Linked DNA regions of Homo sapiens: region 2 is linked to region 1. A link is an interaction called in ENCODE POLR2A ChIA-PET data of the cell type or tissue named here. Cell type or tissue: PC-9. All regions are shown on one strand. Each heading gives the region's core, and the rest is flanking DNA. Links, peaks and the distances in the headings are about the cores only.

The links. Peaks named below come from ENCODE experiments on the same cell type or tissue, not always from the same donor. Only the 100,000 strongest peaks of a DNase experiment are listed, where the experiment ranks them.
Region 2: POLR2A ChIA-PET joins it to region 1 with 11 read pairs; 11 of 35 experiments call an interaction of 5 or more read pairs at or near these places.

What each region holds. Positions count from the first base shown.
Region 1 is chr7:130,878,549-130,888,900 of GRCh38, reverse strand. LINC-PINT (long intergenic non-protein coding RNA, p53 induced transcript) reads left to right here. Exons shown (of 8, transcript NR_170176.1): 7 at 4,505-4,584; 8 at 6,165-7,909. Among named protein-coding and RNA genes, the nearest start is that of MIR29B1, 6.2 kb to the right of the region's middle. RefSeq lists an enhancer at 1,225-2,424. In PC-9, for the core only: no CTCF peak of the experiment used is centred there; DNase peaks (open chromatin) are centred at 1,500 and 4,290; H3K4me3 peaks cover 394 bases; H3K27ac peaks cover 6,238 bases.
Region 2 is chr7:130,997,969-131,008,320 of GRCh38, reverse strand. All of the region lies in intron 3 of LINC-PINT (long intergenic non-protein coding RNA, p53 induced transcript), which reads left to right. Among named protein-coding and RNA genes, the nearest start is that of LINC00513, 90 kb to the right of the region's middle. RefSeq lists an enhancer at 598-697. In PC-9, for the core only: a CTCF peak has its summit at 716 (motif pointing right); a DNase peak (open chromatin) is centred at 760; H3K4me3 peaks cover 65 bases; H3K27ac peaks cover 2,089 bases.

The sequences.
Region 1 (10,352 bases), core at 932-8,931:
TCTTGGAATGGGTACCTTATTCATGGCCTCCTTACATAGAGGGAGCAGATTCAGGACAGAGGCTCTGCATGCTCCTGGGTCCCTCCTAAGCGAGCACTCCCCTCCACTGCTCCTCCTGTTCGGCATGCTAGATTTTCTGTGCACTTGCAGTCATACGGAAACTGGCTTCCTTCTTAGCTGTGCGTGTGAAAGTCACCCCAGTGTTTCACCTGCAGTGTGAGTGTAATTTGGGGTCCCATGACATGATCATCTTCCTTTTGATTTCTAAAGCTAGGGTCAGGGAAGGGGACTCGTTTTGAGCCAAAGGGCATTTTAAGGGCATCATTTCATATGTTCACTGTCTGCAGCCAACACTGCACTCTAGACAAATGGGTACCTTTATGTCCCATTTATTAAGACATCCTGCAAAAGGGGCTCCTGGCCCCTGTGGGAAGCTTGAAAGGAACAGACCATATCCTGTTTCTTTTTGCTCATACCTCTGTGGTGAGATCTTATTCTGACCCCATAGTCTGGTGCCATACCTGTGGGTCCCTGTATCTCCTAGAATTCCCCCTATGCTAGTGTTTAGCCCGTGTAATGACAGTTATCTGTCCACAGGGCTGTATCCCCCGCCAGCTTGTAAACTCCATGAAGACCGGCCCTGCGTCTCACTCACTCCTGTCCACAGCAGTGCCTCCCACATGTTAGGTCTTAACAAACATCTGTTTCTTCTACTCTTCATAAAATCCACGCTTCTTCTCACCCCCCCGTCATCCCTGATCCCAGCTAACTTTGACCCTGTGTGCGGGGGCGGGGGATCTACATGTGGGCTCCACCCCCGCACGCCTGCTGCCCTGTCATCTCTGATCCCTGGCGGTGGGATGTCTACCATGGCTCTGCCCAATCCCCCACTGTCTTCACCCCTGCCACATCTGGCATGATTTTACCGTCCCCTTCCTAGAGTTCTCCCTTTCTCCCCTGCCCAGGCTGCACCCCTGGAGAGCCCAGCTCAGGCCCCTGGCCCCTATGAAGCCTCTCCTGAATAATCCATCAGCCTGCCCTGAGCTCATCCAGTCTCCAATGACGATTGTGCTCTCCACCAGCAGGACACACCGGAGCACTTTCTCTGTCCCTGAGAATTGGACTCCATTCCACAGTTAGGTCCTGGGTCACATACAGACATTTCACATCCCCTCCTCAGTATTCCCCAGCAGCGTGCAGCACAGTGCGGGCTTCTAGGAGGCAGTCGGTGGATATTTACCCATGATTTTAAGAGGTCTGTCTTGACCAGGAATGTTGAGAAGTGACCTGTGTCTCTGCAGCATTGCTGCTAGTTAGTCCCTCGTGGAAGAAGTGGCATGTCCCTCCTGTGTCTGGCTCACGGGGACCGGCGCCTCCTGTGTTTGCCCCCGCCATGCCCTGTGGTTTCCTTTGACACCCTCTGTCATTGTCTATTTTTATGTTTTAAACTTCAGTGGGATTTACCTCTCGTTTGCTCCCATATCCTCCTGGTAAATTGTAAACTTGGTGAATCAATGATGAGTAATCAGTAGGCAGAAATGGTTGGAATTTCCTGGTCCCAGTTTCAGATCATATCTGTCTTTCCCCAGACTCCTAACTTCCTGTTGGGACATCCCTTGGTCTGGCCTTTCCCTCCAGAGAAGCCCCCAGACCCACCCGCAGCCTTGATTTACTGATGCCTAATCTTATTTTAGTCTTTCACACCAGTTTTTAACAACTCGACTGTATAGATCTTCTGGAAATTTTACCCAAAAATGTTAGATGTGCCATCCCCTCACAGGGGAAAGTGGTGGGGTGGTGGGGGTTAATGTGTTGAAAATCTATGTATCTTGTATTTTATTTGAGTCAGCTGTGTTTTCACAACAACTCTGAGAGTTAACATCATTTCTACTTTATAAATTAAAAAAACAAAACAAAAACAAAAAACTAAAGCCCCAAAAGGATTGAATAGCTTGCCAAGGCTGTGTAACAAGTGAAATTTGAATCCGGGTCTGTATGATCCCAAAGCTTAAGCTGCCCGTCTTTCTATTCCCAGTTCAAACGTGCCTTGAAATGGGAGCTCACTTGATAGTACTTGGCTTTTAAAAGGCTACGTACATGTAAGTACCTTCACTCAAATATGCTGGGGCTCAGTAGGAGAAGCAAAGAGAAGGAAAAGGTATTGATTGATCGATTTGATTCTAAGCAGAGATTGACAGAGATAAGCTTCTAAGACCTTTCAGGCCCCAGAGTGTGACTGTTGAGCACCTAAGAAGACCTCACTTGACCCGTGACTTCCCGCCAGAGCCTTGGGAAGCCCATGAGTGCAGCGTGCTCGCCGGCTGGGCTGGAACTTGCTGCTCTTCTCTGCAGTGGCAGGCTGGCTTCTGCCCCTAGACTGGAACTGCCAAGGGCTGCTATAGAAGGGACAAACTTCCAGTGCTCACTGAGGAGCCAGGGGTATCCTGGGAAGCTGAAAATGCATTTGTCAAGCTCAGGTCTTCACAATTGAGAAACCCCATCACTAACCCGTACGGTTTTCTTGACCAAAACTTTCAGTGCTCTGTTTTTCCCATCTGTAAATAATGTTCATACATCTAAATCCTAGGAGGTTGCAGGGACAGTGGCTTAGAAAGTCACCACATTCTCTAAAGGAGTGACAGAGAGGATGAAAGAAGCATGCTCTATAATTAGGTTTTATTACATGCTTTTTAAGGTTAATTGAAGGACTTCCCAGCAGCTTCCCTAGCCACTTTTTCAAATACTGAAAGCTTCCAGAAAGCAGCAGACAGGTGTTCCTCACAATCTGACACAGACTTCAGTTACTGTTGAAAAGTGAAAGAGGGCTGGGCGCGGTGGCTCACACCTATAATCCCAACACTTTGGGAGGCCGAGGTGGGCGGATCACCTGAGGTCAGGAGGTCAAGACCAGCGTGGCCAACATGGCAAAACCCCATCTCTACTAAAAATACAAAAATTAGCTGGGTGTAGTGGCACACGCCTAAAACTCCAGCTACTTGGGAGGCTGAGGCATGAGAAAAAATCGCTCGAACCCAGGAGGCGGAGGTTACAATGAGTCAAGATCATGCCACTGCACTCCAGCCTGGGTGACAGAGTGAGACTATCTCACAAAAAAAAAAAAAAAAAGAAAAAAATGAAAGAGCTCCTGTCTGACGTTGGTTTTCTATACCCATTTTTATAATCAGACAATTTTGGAAACATGCTATTATGATAGTGTTTAAATATTCCAGAATTCTGTGTGTTCGGTAGCTTCACGTTGGTTTGATTGTTGTTTTACCCCACTGCCTCTTCCTTCCCATCTGTACTTCTCAGCTTGATTTTTTAGATGTATTTTCTGTTGTAGGACAGTATCAAATGGCTTTTTCTGACCATTTATTTTACTGGCCGAGCTCCTCTTGGATTTTAATCTCAACTCTCAAGAATCTTCCCAACATAATCTGTTCCTGTTGTGATATCATCTTTCTTGAGAGCTTCCCAGTCACTGAAGAGCATGTTCAGTAGCACCTGGCTTAAAGAGTCCACCTGCGAATCACAAATCATTGTCTTCACCATTCAGCTCCGACCCACACATCTGGGCAACATCATCCCCACTGGCCAGTAAGCACGGGGAATGCTCTGTGGCCTCAGCTGTGTTCTGGTTCCTCGGTGGAGCTGTAATCATTAACTTAGAAATTGCAATTGGTGGTAACTTAACAGAGCTTTCTTCATCAGACTGCTGAGTCATGCAGCCTCTTGCTGGGTAAAATGTGTCTTGAGATGTAATCCCCTATAAGGACACCCCCTTGGAGCCACTGTGAAGGCACTCCCAGCTTCCCTAGCAGGTCGCATCAGGGGGACGACTGAAGGATTTACTTGAACAATCAGTTTTCAGAAATGAAGACCCTACGACCTTGGCTTCCTCTCTTGTGATGCAGCTGAAAGATGCATTTCGTCTGTAAAGTTAGACCAGGTAGGAGAGAATGTGAGGTGGTTTCCATTCTTCTCAGTTGCCCTCCACCTGATTCTGAAGCCGTCACAGACCGTCCTTGCAGACCGGCGCTCCCCTCCACAAACCTTCTGCAGCCTGTACTGCTACAGCACGAGGCTGCAGAATCAGTTGTGAAAATAGAAGCCTTCTACCGTCTCCTGTGCGGGATCCTTGCCTGCCTTTCTTCTGTGATGGGATCTATAGGCTTAGACTGTGTTTTATTTCCTAAGACACCTTGCTGAGCAAACCTTGCTGCTCTGCCTCGTGTCAGCGGTTTCCTTAGCAACGGCCACACCTCACGTTTTCTCCCGCACAGAGCACCAGCATGAGGGGGCATGTGTTGCTCACTGTACAGGAACTTTCCCAACCTGTGTGTCTTAAGCAGGAAAGAGAAGGTGCTTTCTATTTCTTGTTTTTAAAAATGCATCTGTTGGTGACACTGGTGGAGAAACATGTTTACGAGAAAACAACTGACTTTTTCTTCTGCTGTTACTCCAGGAGATTTCCTAGGAGCTCATACTGTCATTTAAATTCCAGGTGCAGGTCTTCTGAACAAATGCCTCCTGAGGATTTCTGTGCCTGGAAAATATCTGTTAACAGACTGCTTTTACACCTACGTAAGTAGAGGCTTCTGCTTATAAGTCAACCTCAAGGGAGTTTTATTTTGTCCCTGGATGATTCCTCAGTACATTTTTCTTTTTCTTTTTTGAGGTAGGGTTTTGCTCTGTTGCCCAGGCTGGAGTACAGTGGTGTGATCACAACTCACTGCGGCCTCAACCTCCCAGGCTCAAGCGATCCTCCCACCTCAGCCTCCCAAGTAGCTGGGACCACAGGCGTGTACCACCCACGCCTGGCTAGTTTTTTAAAATTTCTTTTGTAGAGGCAGAGTCTCCCTGTGTTGCCCTGGTTTCAAACTTGGGCCAAGTGATTCTCTGCCCCAGCCTCTCAAAGTGCTGGGATTACAGGTGTGAGCCACCGTGCCTGACAAGCCTGATATGTTTTTTTAAATGATCATTAGTATTTGATCTCTACTCTTTTTCTCTCAACCACCCAACTCCCGGTTTACGGTCAGGAAGAATCTATAACATGAACTCCTGCTTAAAAACAAGGGTATAGATCCCATATTCAGGTCTTAGACTGGGAAGAAGAGAAGGCAGTCAAAAATATTAAATATATGAATTTCAGTAAATTCAGTTGGGGATGCCATTTCAGCTTTGCAGTCAGTTACTCCAGAATATGTCAATGTATGGCAAAGCATGTGACAGCAGGATCTCTGCACCCTCTCCATTTACCAGCTGTGGTGGATCTCTTAGCCACATCTCTGTTTATAATGTGCTTATTGAAAACTAATGTATTACTTTTATTATCATAGCTACCATTTACTGAATATTTACATTGTGCTAACACTGGTTCAGATGGCTTCATCATATTTACCTGATTTAATCCTCACAACAACCTTATGTGCTAGGTCCAGTTATTACCATCTTTTTTTTTTTTTGAGACGGAGTCTCACTCTGTCGCCAGGCTGGAGTGCAGTGGCGCGATTTCGTCTCACTGCTGCAACCTCCGCCTCCCAGGTTCAAGTGATTCTCCTGCCTCAGCCTCCCAGGTAGCTGGGACTACAGGCACATGCCACCACGCCCAGCTAATTTTTGTATTTTTATAGAGACGAGACTTCACCATGTTGGCCAGGATGATCTCAATCTCTTGACCTCGTGATCCGCCCATCACAGCCTCCAAAAGTGCTGGGATTACAGGCGTGAGCCACCGCACCCGGCCTATTACCCTCATTTTACAGATGAGGAGACTGAGGCACAGAGAGTTAAAGTGATTTGTGCAGGGTTGTGTGAGGAGCTGGTGGCAGAGCTTGGCATTCTGGCTCTGGAGTCTGCATTTGGCCATCTCACCGTACAGTGTCATAGAAACAGGAAACTCGAGAAGATAAACTGCCAGGCTGTATTTTGGAGTCAGTATTTTAACACTGTCACCATCTCAAGCATGATCTGTGGGACTCATCACTGTGCTCTTTGACTTGAACTTCTTTAAGGTTAGTGGGAAAATGAAGCTTTAGAGAAGATGGGACTGGCCTAAGGTCACACTGCATGTCAGAAGTGTGGTGGAGGGTCCAGGTCTTCTGACCATTCAGTGCAAGCCAAATTGTGCTAATTTCCAATTTTTCTCCCTTTCTCTTGGTGAGCTATTTGGTGCTACTTCTACTCCTCATGACCAAAGCTGGCTTTCATGGTTTACTCATGTACTTACTGATGAAACCCTGAGACTTGGGGCCAGTGACTGTTCAGAGGTCCATGTGAAGATGCGCTGAATGGTATAAAGGACAGAGCAGTAAAGAGTGCTGGCTGAATGCCTGGGCTGGCAATCAGGCATGTTGGAGTTTGAGTCCCAGTCTGCCACTCCAGCTCTGTGACCAAGAGGAAGTGAAGTCATGTACCCTTTCTAAGTCTCTAGCCCCTCTTCTGAAAGACGAAGATGCCACCACCAACCATGTTAGTGGTTGTGAATGCCAAGAAAGTCCATGTGAAGCACATAGCATAGTGTCTGCCATGCGTTAAGTGTTCCAAAAATGGAAGCTATGACTATTTCACAGAGTACACTTCCCATCACTTTTCAGTTCATTTTGGCCTTCTCCCTCAAAAGCACTCCAGTGTTCTGATCCAGCTGATAAAACACCAAACATTCACATAGTGCTTTAAAAGTGACCCACTGTTTTTACAGACTGCATTACATATGACCCTAACAACCACTGCAATATAGAAATTCGCATCTCCATTCTCCAGATCAGGATACCGAAGCTCAGAAAAATTAAATGATTTGCCCAGGATCACATAGTTAGTAAGCAGCCCAGCCAGATCCTGTGTTAACTTGTTCATCCGCTTCCTATAAGAAAACATCCATTCAAGGCACATGGGGCAACAAAGAAGGACTTAGAGCTGTGTGGCCCCTCGTCAGGGCAGTACCAGTTGCACCCATAGTCCGGCCTGAATACTCAGCTTAGGACTATTGTGTCCAATGTCCCAAACATTTTGAAGCTACATCTTAAAGAAGTGTCCTGCTCAGATGCAGTTCTCCTTGTGAAATCCGCAGGCCCCAAGGAAAGTGACTTTAATCCAGTTTGCTCATGCAAGAACAGACTGGCATTTCACATCCAGGAAAACAATGGATTTGTACTGTTCAGCTTTTGCCATGCAAGGAGTTCCTGGTGTGGTTTATTAATTTACATCTCAGGCTCCAGCTTCACTATCAATCAGATTTGGAAGAAAAAAGTTACAAAGAAAGGCAGCTTGCTGAGAAACAGCGGAAGCATGACGGTACAGACTGGGTTTTGAAATGGAGACACATTCTCATGGCTTGTGGGCTGAGAGACACTGAGAAAGGATTTTGTTCTTGAAAGATGATTGTTTTAATGCTGGAGATGGAGAGTTTTGACAATTTTAAGTGCATGTTCTGTGTGTAAGAAAGAGTCATTACGTTTTTTTTTTCTTTCAGATGTTGCCATGCCTTAAAATTGCTGATGATTAAAATAGAACATCCTGAGTTACAGAAATTCAGCCCTAGTGTATCCTGGCCTAAAAATACAGAACAATCAAGTTGATTGTTGGAAATGAGAGGCTAGGCAGGGTTGGAAACATGCTAATGTTTACTGAGTGAAATCTTTCCTTCTCAGTAGAGTTGCCCTTGCAGCTGAAAGTCACTGAAAGACTCAACAAAATAAGCAGATCCCACTTGTCTCACTCTGTTCTCCTATGCATGCCCTGGAAAGAGAATGAATGAGCCCTTTTTAATTTATCAACTGGTTTTCTTCCATCTCTTTACTAGTGAGCCATGGGGGTTTTTTGCCGTTAACTGGGTAGCCAGTCTCTTCATGGAGACTTATTTTCAGGAAACTAGCCTCTTGCTTTATGTGAAAACAAGGACCCAACTCAAGATGTCTTATCACAGTGTGTTCTGTTGCGTAACAGTTGCATCTGTAGTCCAGCCTCAATACTCAGGTTGGGACTGTTTTGTCCTGATGTCTCGAACATTTCAAAGCTACGTTCTTAAAGAAATGTCCTGCTCAGATAGAGCTCTCCTTGTGAAATCCTCAAACCCCAGGGGAAGTGACCTTAAGCCAGTTTGCTGGCTTTTCATGTCACAGAAAACAATCGACTGCCACTACTCAGCTGTTGCCACACAGGAGTACCTGGCGTGGTCACTACTTGCCAACTCAGTACCCCACTTTCTCCCCAAGGACATAAAAGCAATGTGGGAAGATATACCAAATGACCTTGTCACACTGGGCTAATATGAAGAGCCCACAGATGCAAAATAATGTATCATACCTTTATTCTTCTGATTTTTTTTTTTTTTTTTTTTTTCGGAGACAGTCTCACTCTTTTGCCCAGGCTGGAATCCAGTGGCGCGATCTTGGCTCACTGCAACCTCTGCCACCCGGGTTCAGGCAATTCTCCTGCCTCAGCCTCCCGCCCAGCTAATTTTTGTATTATTAATTAGTAGAGAGAGGGTTTCACCTTCTTGGCCAGGCTAGTCTTGAACTCCTGACCTCGTGATACACCTGCCTTGGCCTCCCAAAGTGCTGGGATTACAGGCGTGAGCCACCGTGCCTGGCCTTTTTTTTTTTTTTTTTTTTTTTTTTTTGAGATGGAGTCTGGCTGTATTGCCCAGGCTGGAGTGCAGTGGCATGATCTTGGCTCACTGCAACCTCTGCCTCCCAGGTTCAAGTGATTCTCCTGCCTCAGCCTCCTGAGTAGCTGGGATTGCAGGCATCCCATACCCGGCTAATTTTTTTGAAACAGAGGCTTGCTCTGTCACCCAGGCTGGAGTGCAATGGCACGATCTCAGCTCAGTGCAACCTCCGCCTACTGGGCTCAAGCAACTCTCCTGCCTCGGCCTCAGCCTCACTACAGGCATGTGCCACCACGCCTGGCTAGTTTGGTTTTTTTTTTTTGTATTTTTTTAGTAGATATGGGGTTTCACCATGTTGGCCAGGTTGGTCTCAAACTTCTGACCTCAAGTGATCTGCCTGCCTCAGCCTCCCAAAATGCTGGGATTACAGGTATGAGCCACCACGCTTAGCCTTCTGCTGAATTTTTGAGAAGCATACATAAAGACAATGTAAAAAACTTAGCATATTTGTTTGGCCCTGCTAAGGGCATGGTTGAATATATAGTGTGTGTGATGTATTTGGTGTATGAGATATATATGATCTTATCAGACATAAGTAAAAGAAATTCATTCTTCAGGAAAAATTTTCCCCATAACTGAAGTGTCAATCATTTGAAAAAACTTCTAGGCAGTAGGCAAACACTGTGACTAGTTATTTATCAAAAATAAGCAGACTTTAGAGTTTTGTAACTGATGAGAATAATCTGGCTGCTTCTTTTGTACTTCAGTCACTGATACTGCGAATTAGAGTAGCATATACAGAAGGATGCAGGGGGTCCCTAAAGGAATCACAGAATTAGTGAAACCATTATTTGAGAGTTGCAGTGATTCTTCTGTCCTGGCACTTTTCCCAGTTTTGGTGCTTAAATTTACTATCCACTTGAAATGTGTCACTGCCTGTCACTTCACAAAGTATGTGCCTTTCACTGCAGTCAACAAGCTGTTTACATCTTTGATGAAATGATTGCCACGCATCTCCATAGCCCTGGTGTTCTATTCCCTTATTCACAGAGATTTTTTTTAAAAACCAGCCTAGCAGCAATAGGTATGTGCTGTGGATGCTTCTCCATGATGATAAAGGATGAGTTTGTGCTGGGATCTCCTTATGAAAAGATAACTGGCCAAGCCCATGAGGAACAAGAATGTTATGCTAATCAGACCCAAGGTAAACAGCCTGCAGTGCACCTCCTGACTGATTAGCACTGAACCCACTTGGAATCATCAACCACAGGCACGTGGTAATTGGATGTTCTTCTAATACACATAGTGAGATTGTAAAATGAGGATGATATATGAGGAAAGTCAGACGGAGAAACTAAAGTTCAGTTCTTAAATACAAGCCAAGGGAACAGACTAAGTGAATGGTACAGCCAGGATTGGAGCCTGGTTTTCACAAGGTGGTATGTCATGATAAAACAAGCCAAAGAAAAGGTTGGGTAGTGTTTTGAGGCTAAAAGAGACCAAAGAGTCTTAGTGAATCAACCTTGATGCGATCTGGGTTTGAAAAACCTATAAAAAACCTTTTGTTTGGAGAAAGTGGGAGAAGTTGGATGTAGGCTGGATATTTGTGGGTACCAAGGAATTGTTTGTTTTCTTAGGTATGGTAAGATTTTGTGGTTATGTAGAAGAGTGTCTTCATTTTATAGAACGACCTCAAAGTAGTTAGGAGCAGTGTATGTATGGGTGGTTATCAATTTACTTTCAA
Region 2 (10,352 bases), core at 683-8,682, 120 kb before region 1:
AGCGAGATAGGGAAACAATTGGAGCCTAACTTTGCTGGACACTCTGGGAGCCAGTGTAAGGACCAGGCCTCAGTGTTAGCCCACATGGGTCACTTACACATCAGCTTTGGCCAGTTGCTGACTGAGAGGCAGCAGCGGGGTGCGGCATCAATTTCCAGTGCTTTGCCTGCCATGTGGGCCCCATCCGTGCTCATGGTACCGCCCTCCAGCGGAGCGATGGCAGCCAGCTGCCCGTGGAGAGCCCAGCAGCAAGCCCAGAAATAAGGCCCAGGGACTAGGGGTGGGGGCAGGTGGTGTCAGGCAAATTTGTGTGCTTGCTTATTTGATGTTTCAGTCTCAGTCCTTTGAATCGTGAATTATCAAGATAGAGACTATTTGAAACATTTAAGAATTAGAGAAAAATAATAAGCACAGTATTTTCTTCTACTTGAACTGGGGCCGTTCTTCCTTCAAGAGGGAGAAGCTTACGAAAGATTATTCTGCCTGAGGAGACCTCGCCACCCCCTGCTTGAACTTTGGTCCCTGATCAATTCTGCCTTTGAATTCCTCCAATTATTATAAAGTTCTTCCTTATATTGAGTAGAAGTCTGCCTTATGGTGATACGTTGTATTTCTCAGACACGGACCCGGAAGTGGCGCCTTCCAATTCCTCCTCCTCTTCTTTTCTCTTTCGTCAGCAGATGGCGTCTTCCTTCTCTTTTTCTTTCTTTCCTCCCTCCTCTCTCCCCACCCTTGGCAAACATTTGTCACCAGGATGGATGCTGTTAGAAAAACGTCTCCCTGTGACATGTTGTCTTTTCAAAAGGACAAGAAGGAAAGGAGGAAACAGGTTTTCATTGCTTAAGGCACATTAAAACTGGCTGGTTCTCTCTAGCACATTTCTTAGACAAACACCCGTTTTCCTTTAGACTCAGAGCTGATATGTTATTGTAACAGTTAAGTTTGCCTTTACATTTTTATTCATGCTGCCTTGCAGGTAGATGGTTCCTTTTGACTTTTTTACGTAGATGGGCACCTTTTGTTAATTTTACCTTTTTAAAATACAAATGTAGGCCAGATGCAGTGGCTCACACCTGTAATCCCAGCACTTTGAGAGACCAAGGTGGGTGGATCACTTGAGGCCAGGAGTTCGAGACCAGCCTGACCAACATGGTGAAACCCCGTCTCTACTAAAAATACAGAAATTAGCTGGGCGTGGTGGTGCATGCTTGTAATCCCAGCTACTCGGAAGGCTGAGGCAGGACAATTGCATGAACCCAGGAGGGAGAGGTTACAGTGAGCCGAGATCATGCCACTGCACTCCAGCCTGGGTGACACAGCAAGACTTGTCTCAAAAAAAAAAAAAAAAAGTATTTTCTAGAGAAAAATCTTTTGATGTACAGATAAATAGATTAAAATGGATTTGTACTTAGTTTTGGGAGTAAAACTGGTAAGACAGTGATTTGGCCTAATCACTTTGAATGCAGACATCGCTGGACACATGAAGATTTAAAATTGGGCAGAGAAAAAACTGGGCAATTTTTTTTTCACCTAGATTCTTCCAGTATTATGGGCAGAGAATACATACAACTTAGTGAAAGATTGTTAGTGACTAGAAGGATTTAATTCACATATATTGTAAAACCAGACTGCATGTGGAACAAACTGTGTGTTTGAACTAATTAAGTATTCAAAGAAATATTTAATATTTCTTATTCACCCACCTTGCCCCCTTTTCTCCTCCTTTCTCGATCAGTAAATATTTACTGGATGTTTCCAGAATGTGAATGTTGCATAAAAACAAGTATATGAAATTGTCTTTGCTATCAAGGATAATATAACTGAACGTAATATATTAGCCCACTTTGCTGCTTTAGGAAGAATACTAAGGTGAGCCCAGTTTAATCTTTAACATATTGTTACCTCTCATTTCTGCTTGTTCAAATCCAAGCTGCAACTCAGTGCCATCTTCTTCATGATTATCTTTACTCCTACCCCTCTCTACCTCCATTCCCCCAAAAAGTGATCTCATACTCCTGTGAGCATCCTTAGCATTTATGCAGTCTTTTCTTTTTTTTTTTTTTTTATTATTATACTTTAAGGTTTAGGGTACATGTGCACAATGTGCAGGTTAGTTACATATGTACATGTGCCATGCTGGTGCGCTGCACCCACTAACTCATCATCTAGCATTAGGTATATCTCCCAATGCTATCCCTCCCCTCCCCCCACCCCACAACAGTCCCCAGAGTGTGATGTTCCCCTTCCTGTGTCCATATGTTCTCATTGTTCAATTCCCACCCATGAGTGAAAATATGCGGTGTTTGGTTTTTTGTTCTTGCGATAGTTTACTGAGAATGATGATTTCCAATTTCATCCATGTCCCTACAAAGGACATGAACTCATCATTTTTTATGGCTGCATAGTATTCCATGGTGTATATGTGCCACATTTTCTTAATCCAGTCTATCATTGTTGGACATTTGGGTTGGTTCCAAGTCTTTGCTATTGTGAATAGTTATGCACTCTTTTCTTGGACTTTGCTCTTTCTCCTTTGTCGTATAGTTATATTATAGTTGTTGACCTTGGGCTATCTTCATTCCTAACGTTCTCATTCTAGTACCTTGTGTAGAAATGCTGTTCACTAAATGACATATCGAATGGGTATTAAATTTATTATTAAGTGCCTTGGCTCTTAATTGGTCAGGCTTGGATTTCAGTCTCAGCTCTGCCATTTACTATCTCTGTGATTTTGGCCAAGTATTAACCTCTCTAAATTTCAGTTTGCTATTCTGCAAAATGGGAATGATGATAATGACTACTTGAAGGAGACTTTGTGAAGATGGATGATTTTTGCAACAGTGTAGGTAAGAGATAGTGCCTGGGCATAGTAGTGCTTGGTAAATTTGGGTGTGTGTCTACATGCTTTTCCAGGCTATATGCACAGACACACAGACACACATAGTGTATGTGCAGGATGCTAGGCACTAGAAGAAAGATGAAACCACACAAATCCTATGCTCATGTTGCTTAAAGAAGAAATAAAACTGTGTAAGGTAGAGGTGAGGTGTGGTGACTCACACCTGTAATCCCAGCGCTTAGGAAGGCTGAGGTGGGAGGATTGCTTGAGCCCAGGAGTTCAAGACCAGCCTGGGCAATATAGTGAGACCCCATCTCTACAAAAATTTTTTTAAAAAAATAGCCGGTCATGGTGGCACATGCTGGTGGTCCCAGCTACTCGGGAAGTTGAGGTGGGAGGATTGCTTGAGCTCGGGAGTTAAAAGCTGCAGTGAGCCGAGATCACTCCCCTGCACTATGGCCTGGGCAACAGAGCGAGACCCTGTCTTCAAAACAAAGCCAAAAAAACCGTGTAGGGTGGAAAATGATGGCACTGTTGGAGCAGCAAAGATGGAGTGCTGTGGGAGTTCACTTCTTTCTCCCAGAGATTGCGCTAGGCAAGGTATGGTTTATGGGAAGTTTTAATGCAAAAGGTGGCAGTTGTGCAGAAAGCAGAAAAGTGGGTAAAGCTTGAATGAGTGGAGATGGAGGCAAGAGAGACAGAGAAATAGTAAAAATATATATTTTTTATCTTTTCAAAAACTTGTTGTACATTGGAATTTTCCAGTCAAAGGCTGAGATTGGAGATGGATATCCCCACTGGTCTGCAAGTCATTTTATAGACTTGCCAAGTGCCTGTGTGGGTTCTCAGATGGCCTACTGTCTTTGGTCCGAGTGTGGTAGCTGTCAGGTCAGAAATGAGGAAGTGCACCAGGACTCCAGCTTTGGTAGTCTGTAGCACTGTGTTGGGTATATTTCCCACAGATATGGAAAAGGGGAAGATGTAACTTGGTAATCATCTCTAAAGATATGTCATCAAGAAGCTTTTCAGCTTAATTGTTAAATATTCAAATATAGGCCAGGTGTGGTAGTTCATGTGTGTAATTCTAGTACTTTGGGAGGCTGAGGTGGGTGGATCATTTGAGGTTAGGAGTTCAAGACCATCCTGACCAATGTGGTGAAACATCATCTCTACTAAAAATACAAAAATTAGCTGGGCATGGTGGTATGCGCCTGTAATCCCAGCTACTCGGGAGGCTGAGGCAGGAGAATTGCATGAACCTGAGAGGCGGAGGTTGCAGTAAGCCAAGATCACACCACTGCACTCCAGCCTGGGCAACAGAGCGAGACTCTGTCTCAGCAACAACAACAAAAAATTAAATATAATAGAAGCTCTCTCATCAAGTATGAGTAAACCATTGAAAAAAATATGTGCAATGTTTTGTACTCCAGCCTGGGCAACAGAGCGGGACTCTGTCTCAACAACAGCAACAAAAAATTAAAAATAATATAAAGAAGCTCTCTCATATTGTGTATATACAGATTTTTCTAAGTAATTTGAAGTAGATAGGGAATAAGAGGATCAAGTATGAGTAAACCATTGAAAAAATAATGGAATGTTTTGTGCTTGTTGCGCATTGTATCGTCCAAATTCAAGTGTGGACTTTAATCTCCAGTCTACAGTCCGTCCATAAGGTTAATCTCAGTGATTCCAGTTGGCATAAAAATCTACCGCTCACACTAGTAAACTAACAAGTTTGCCCTTCTTCTCCCACCTTCAAATGCCACCCCCAATTCTTACACTGTTTAAATAGGAAATTGGGAAGCATTTATTTTTTTCCCAGGTTCAGCAATCCCATTTTGACTGTAAACTAAAGTTAGAAAGAAGAGTTTAGTGGTATATCCTCTGACAGACTAGATTGCTGGTCCTATCAATTACTAGCTGTATAAGCTTAGGTAGGTCATTTTCCAGAGAATTCTGTTTACTTATCAGTGTTACTAGGCTAGTAAGACCTGTTTCCCTAGAAAACATAGATTCTTAACCTGGCGTTCATAGATGGTCTTCCTTAAAACTACATGTATAAAGCTAAGAATGGTGGTGCACATCTATAGTCCCAGCTACTTGGGAGGCTGAAGTGGGAGTATTGCTTGAGCCCAAGAGTTCAAGATGAGCCTGGACAACATAGCCAGACCCTATCTCTTAAAAAAAACAAAAAATAAAAATAAATTTAAAAAAATATGTAGTTATGTGTTTCTGGGACCATTATCTTTTTTTTTTTTTTTTGGATTCTCAGAGGGAATTCTCCCCTGCTCCCCCCAAATTAAGAATCTCTGCCTTAGAAGTTAGTGTGCATTTGATAAGCCATAATAGATAGAAAATGCTGTACTAATGTAAAATGCAGCATTATTTCAAGTAGATTATAATGACTCCCTCCTTAGACCATTTAATGTTCTCTTAAGTATGAGCTTATCTTTTGTAGGTCATAAACAGAAAGTAGAAAAAAAAATCTACAAAAGAATTTAAAAATCTAAATAAACCTAGACTTATTTGAAGTCTCTTGCATTCTAAGGCAGATACCGTTTCCTAGTTGTTTGGATTGTCTATTACTATATAACACACCACCCTAAAACTTACCACATTCATACAACTATCATTTTATTTGCTCATTAGTCTGTGAGTTGGCTAGGGCTCAGGTGGATGGTTCTTCTGCTGGTCTCTCTGATTATCTAGAGTGGTTACAGTAAGATAGTGACTGGGGCTGAAATATCCAAGACAGTTCACATGTCCAACACCTTAATGGGGATAGTGGAGAGGTTTTGACCTCTCTATCTACATGGCTTGCTTAGTCTTTTTAATAGGGCAGCTGAATATCACTAGATATTCTGAGAGATACTTTTATTGGACGTGTCTCACCTAGTATGCAAGCATTCATGAAGCTTCTGCTTGCATCATGCTTTCTAATGTCCCACTGGTCCAGTCCAGAGTTGGTGTGGGAGGGCACGACCATGGGTGTGATCACCAGTAGGCATGATTCCTTGGGGACACCAAGATAATATGCCACATTACCATATAGGAGTGACTCATTAATATTTTTATTGAATGGGATACTTGTTTTCAATGTAGTATAGTTCACAAGTCTTCACTTTGATAAAGCTACTTTTTTTTTTTTTTTTTTTTTTTAGAGACAGAGTCTTACCCTGTCACCCAGGCTGGAGTACAATGGTGCGATCTCGGCTCACTGCAACCTCTGCCTCCTGGGTTCAAGTGATTCTTCTGCCTCAGCCTCCTGAGTAGCTGGGACTACAGGTGCGCACCACCACACCTGGCTAATTTTTGTGTTTTTAGTAGAGATGGGGTTACATTATGTTGGCCAGGCTGGTCTCAAACTCCTGACCTCAGGGGATCTGCCCACCACGGCCTCCCAAAGTGCTGGCATTACAGGTGTGAGCCACTGCACGTGGCCGATAAAGCTACTTTTTAAAGTAAATGTGCACTCAAGTACTCCCTTTATTGTTTGTGGTAATATTTATTTATTTAGATAATCCAGTTGTCCTCCTTTGGTGTCCCCAGTTCATACACACCTAAACATAACTTAAAATTTGTTTGGAATTTGAAAGTACAGAATTTTCCTGTAATTGAGACTTTTTAAACTTTTGTGGTTGGAGAAGGTATTCTATTTTTTGAAAATATCTGTAAGTTTTATCTAAGTAGTAAACTCTAAGTATTCTTCCCCTTTACTTACAGCCACCCTGGGAATCTGAGACTAGAGAAAATAAAGTTTGTCTCTTGTTCTAAGGAGGGTCTGGTTTAGAAATCTGATTTAGACATAGAAAAATTGCAAGAAGCTTGAGGTGATTGGAAGATACGATTTTGTTATCAAAGTATGTTTCTGTTTTATAGATTTTATTCATCTACAACTCCTTATTAATATATTTAAGAAGTCATTAACCCACCATTGATTACTTGATATAAAAGGAGAAACGGTGGTAAAAGGTGAAATAGAATTTTTAATTTTTTTTTTTTAAGTTTAGGATTTTTTTTTTAAATTCTAAGAGTTTCTGTCATTTGGGGACAATCAGAAACAAAAAAATAAAAATAAAGCATTGATGGTACTAGTATATATCAAGGAAATTATTGCCTGTGACACAGCTTATGTGGAGTCAGTGTTTTATAGATTGATGAACATCAGCTCATTTTTCCAGGGAGAGTAATAGCCGGTCTCTTCCTTGGAAATATTTAAGGAACATTTAGTTTATAAGAAAGCTCTGATAGATGATTGAAATCACAGAACAGAAGACTGATCACACTTAAACACAGTGCATCTGCATTTACTTAAGGTACTGAAGTGCAGTGCTTCTCAAACTTTACCCTGCATGGAGAACCCTGGGGCATCTTGTTAAAAGATTCTGATTTAGTGGCTCTGGGATGGAGCCCTGAGGCTCTGCATTTCCCAGAAGCTCCTACACAGTGGGAGTGCTGTTCGCTTACCAGCAAGTCTTTAGTATAGGTAACCCTGCTGAAGTCTTTGTCCTAGGCAAGAAGCCCACAAGAATCCCGTCACCCATTGGGATGTTGTGGCCTTTCACTTTTGGCATTCACCTCTAGCAGTACAAGAAGGAATCCTTTTAGGATCTTTTCACACATGCTCAAGTCATTCATCTCAAAACTAGAAAATATATCTTAATTTAAAACCATTTTTGGGGGGATGTGGCATTAAGTTCATTTGTATAAATCTGACATTTGTTAATAGCTGTAATTTGAAAATGAAAAAGTTATTTGGCTTACATCAAATAAATTAGTCCCTCAGCGATTCTTTGTCAAGGCCCCCCCTATCTGGATATAACAGGACTCTTGCTTCTATCAGATTGTCCACTAAAAACCGAGGTATGTGGAGGGCCAGCATTGTTCACCAGCGTAACTGGCTGGTTGCCTGACTTACTGCCAGTACTTCATCTGAACGAGGACACCTAGAAGTATGACCGTCCTTCTTTCACTCAGGTGGATTCATTTCTTTAGAAATTTGTTTCTTGTATCTGGTTTAAACATATCTCTGGAGGTATTGAAGACTGACCCGCTGTCAAAAAACAAAATGCCATAAAATTAGCTTAAAGATCTAATTGGCTTTTATTTGCTGTTCTAAAGTACAGCAACACCTCATTCTATAAAATACAGTGGGTGTTACGATGAGCCGAGCAGAGGAGGTTGGTTTTATAGGCAGAAAAGGGCTGAAGAAAACAGTGAACAAAAAGTTATTCATCATTTCGAAGTTGTTTTCCTTACAAAGGTTAAAGCAGAGGGGACTTCCTTATCATGCCAGCTAAAACTGGCCTTTTTGGAGATTTGGCTCTTATCTCTCTCTCTCTCCTGATTTCTTGGAACAACTTAGTTTTGACTTGGTGGCTTGGGATTTCAGCCTGAGCGACTCCATTTTGGTTTGGTCTCTGGGGCCTAGTGCAGGAGCTCAGTCCAAACCACTGGACTACTATAAATTTTATTTACCACTGCATTTTAAAAAATACAGAATCTTCACTGTAGAGTCTTTTCTCCTAACTTTAATAGAGGGAAGCCATTGTAAATACAACCCCTTGGTTTAGAGCCCATCCAAATAGTCCTTCCAAAAACCAAAAACTTTTTAGTTAGAAAATATTTTTAATTGAAAAACTGCATACTGAGAAGACACTACTGGTGATCTATAGTTGGTGGAACTCATGCTTGAACAAGTTTGCTCACACAGAGGCAGCATGGGCAACAGGAGTGAGGGCTTTGGAGTCAGACAGACTTGGCTTTGAATCCTTGCTCTGCTGTTACTAGCTGCGTGACCTTAGGCTAAACCTGATTTAAATCATTTTTCTGAATCAAATAGAATCTGATGAGGGTTCCCGCTTTTCAGAGTGTGTGGGAAACCCACTCTCGTTGTTGGGATCCCTCCCTCCACCAGAGGGGAAGAGGGACTCCTGACCCCGCTCCATTTGTGGTTGCTCTGTTCATGTCCCTGGCCCAGTCCCCTGGCGTCCTCTCAGAAGGGAACCTCTGTTAGTGCTTTGCAGGGGGTTTCTGCAGAGTGCCCCCAAGCCTGTGTTCACTGAGGTCTCCACTCTGACAACACTTTCATCTGGAATCCTGCCTCCTGCAGGTGTGTGAGTGGGTCAGGGCTTTTCTCTTCATGGGACCCTAATCCCTTCCCCTCCCAGTTTTGGGGAAACCAACCCCAGGGATTGAGTCACTTCCAGCTGTGTTCCCACAGGCCCACAACCTTCACACTTGCAGCTCTGGGCTCCAGCACCTAATTCCTTCAGTCTCTGCCTTCAAAACACAAAGGTCTCAGGTTAGACATACCTCATACATGGGGAATGTTCCTCTTTTTTTCTAAAACCACAACAAAAATCTGTTTATAACTACAACCAACATTTATTGTGTGCTTACTACTTGGAGTCAGGCACTATTGTAGAAGACAGTTAAGTGTCTTCAATTCAATTTACTTAACAATCCTTATGGGTATAAACAGGAATAATATATTCACACATACTGTATTATTCCTGTTTATAAGGAAATTGGGGCTCATAAGATTGGATCAGGAGCCTACAGCTAGGGAGTGGAAGAATCTGAATTTGAACTTAGATCTCTTTATTTAGTAAACCATGGAAACCTGGCTACTGAGTTCTCACTTTGCCAACAACCTGTTTCATCTTGCGTATATTTCTTGTTTCTTAAATATATTTCCCTTATCTGAAAAAAATCAGCATAGAGTAGTTGCATTTCAGAGTATCTTTGTGTCTGAAAAATCCGTGATTCTGCTCAACTGCTGTTTTACTTCCATATTTTTAAGCAAGGAAACTGTTTTTAAACTGTAAAGAGTTCAGAACTGCAGAGGCCTCTGGGAAGTGTAGCTTAGTGTGGGAGGAGATATTCAGTGACTACTGTTAAAAATTAGTGGTTCTGCAGTGAGAACACATGGACACAGGGGAGGGGAATAACATACTCTGGGGGTGGGGGAGAGAGCATCAGGAAAAAGATCTAATGCTTGTGGGGCTCAATATCTAGGTGATGGGTTGATAGGTGTAGCAAATCACCATGGCACACGTTTACCTGTGTAACCAACCTGCATGTCCTGCACGTGTATCCCAGAACTTTAAATTAAATTTAAAAAATATTAATGGTTCTCAGCTGGGCGCGGTGGCTCACACCTGTAATCCCAGCACTTTGGGAGGCCGAGGCCGGCAGATCATGAGGTCGTCAAGAGATCGAGACCATCCTGGTCAACATGGTGAAACCCCATCTCTACTAAAAATACAAAAATTAGCCAGGCGTGGCGGTGCACACCTGTAGTCCCAGCTACTTGGGAGGCTGAGGCAGGAGAATCACTTGAACCCGGGAGGCAGAGGTTGCAGTGAGCCAAGATCGCACCACTGCTCTCCAGCCTGGCAACAGAGCGAGACTCCATCTCAAATATATATATATAATTTTTCTCAAACTCTCGGGTGTGCTGAAGGAGCATGCAAATATTGAAAAACCCTGATGCTGACTTTGAGAAATC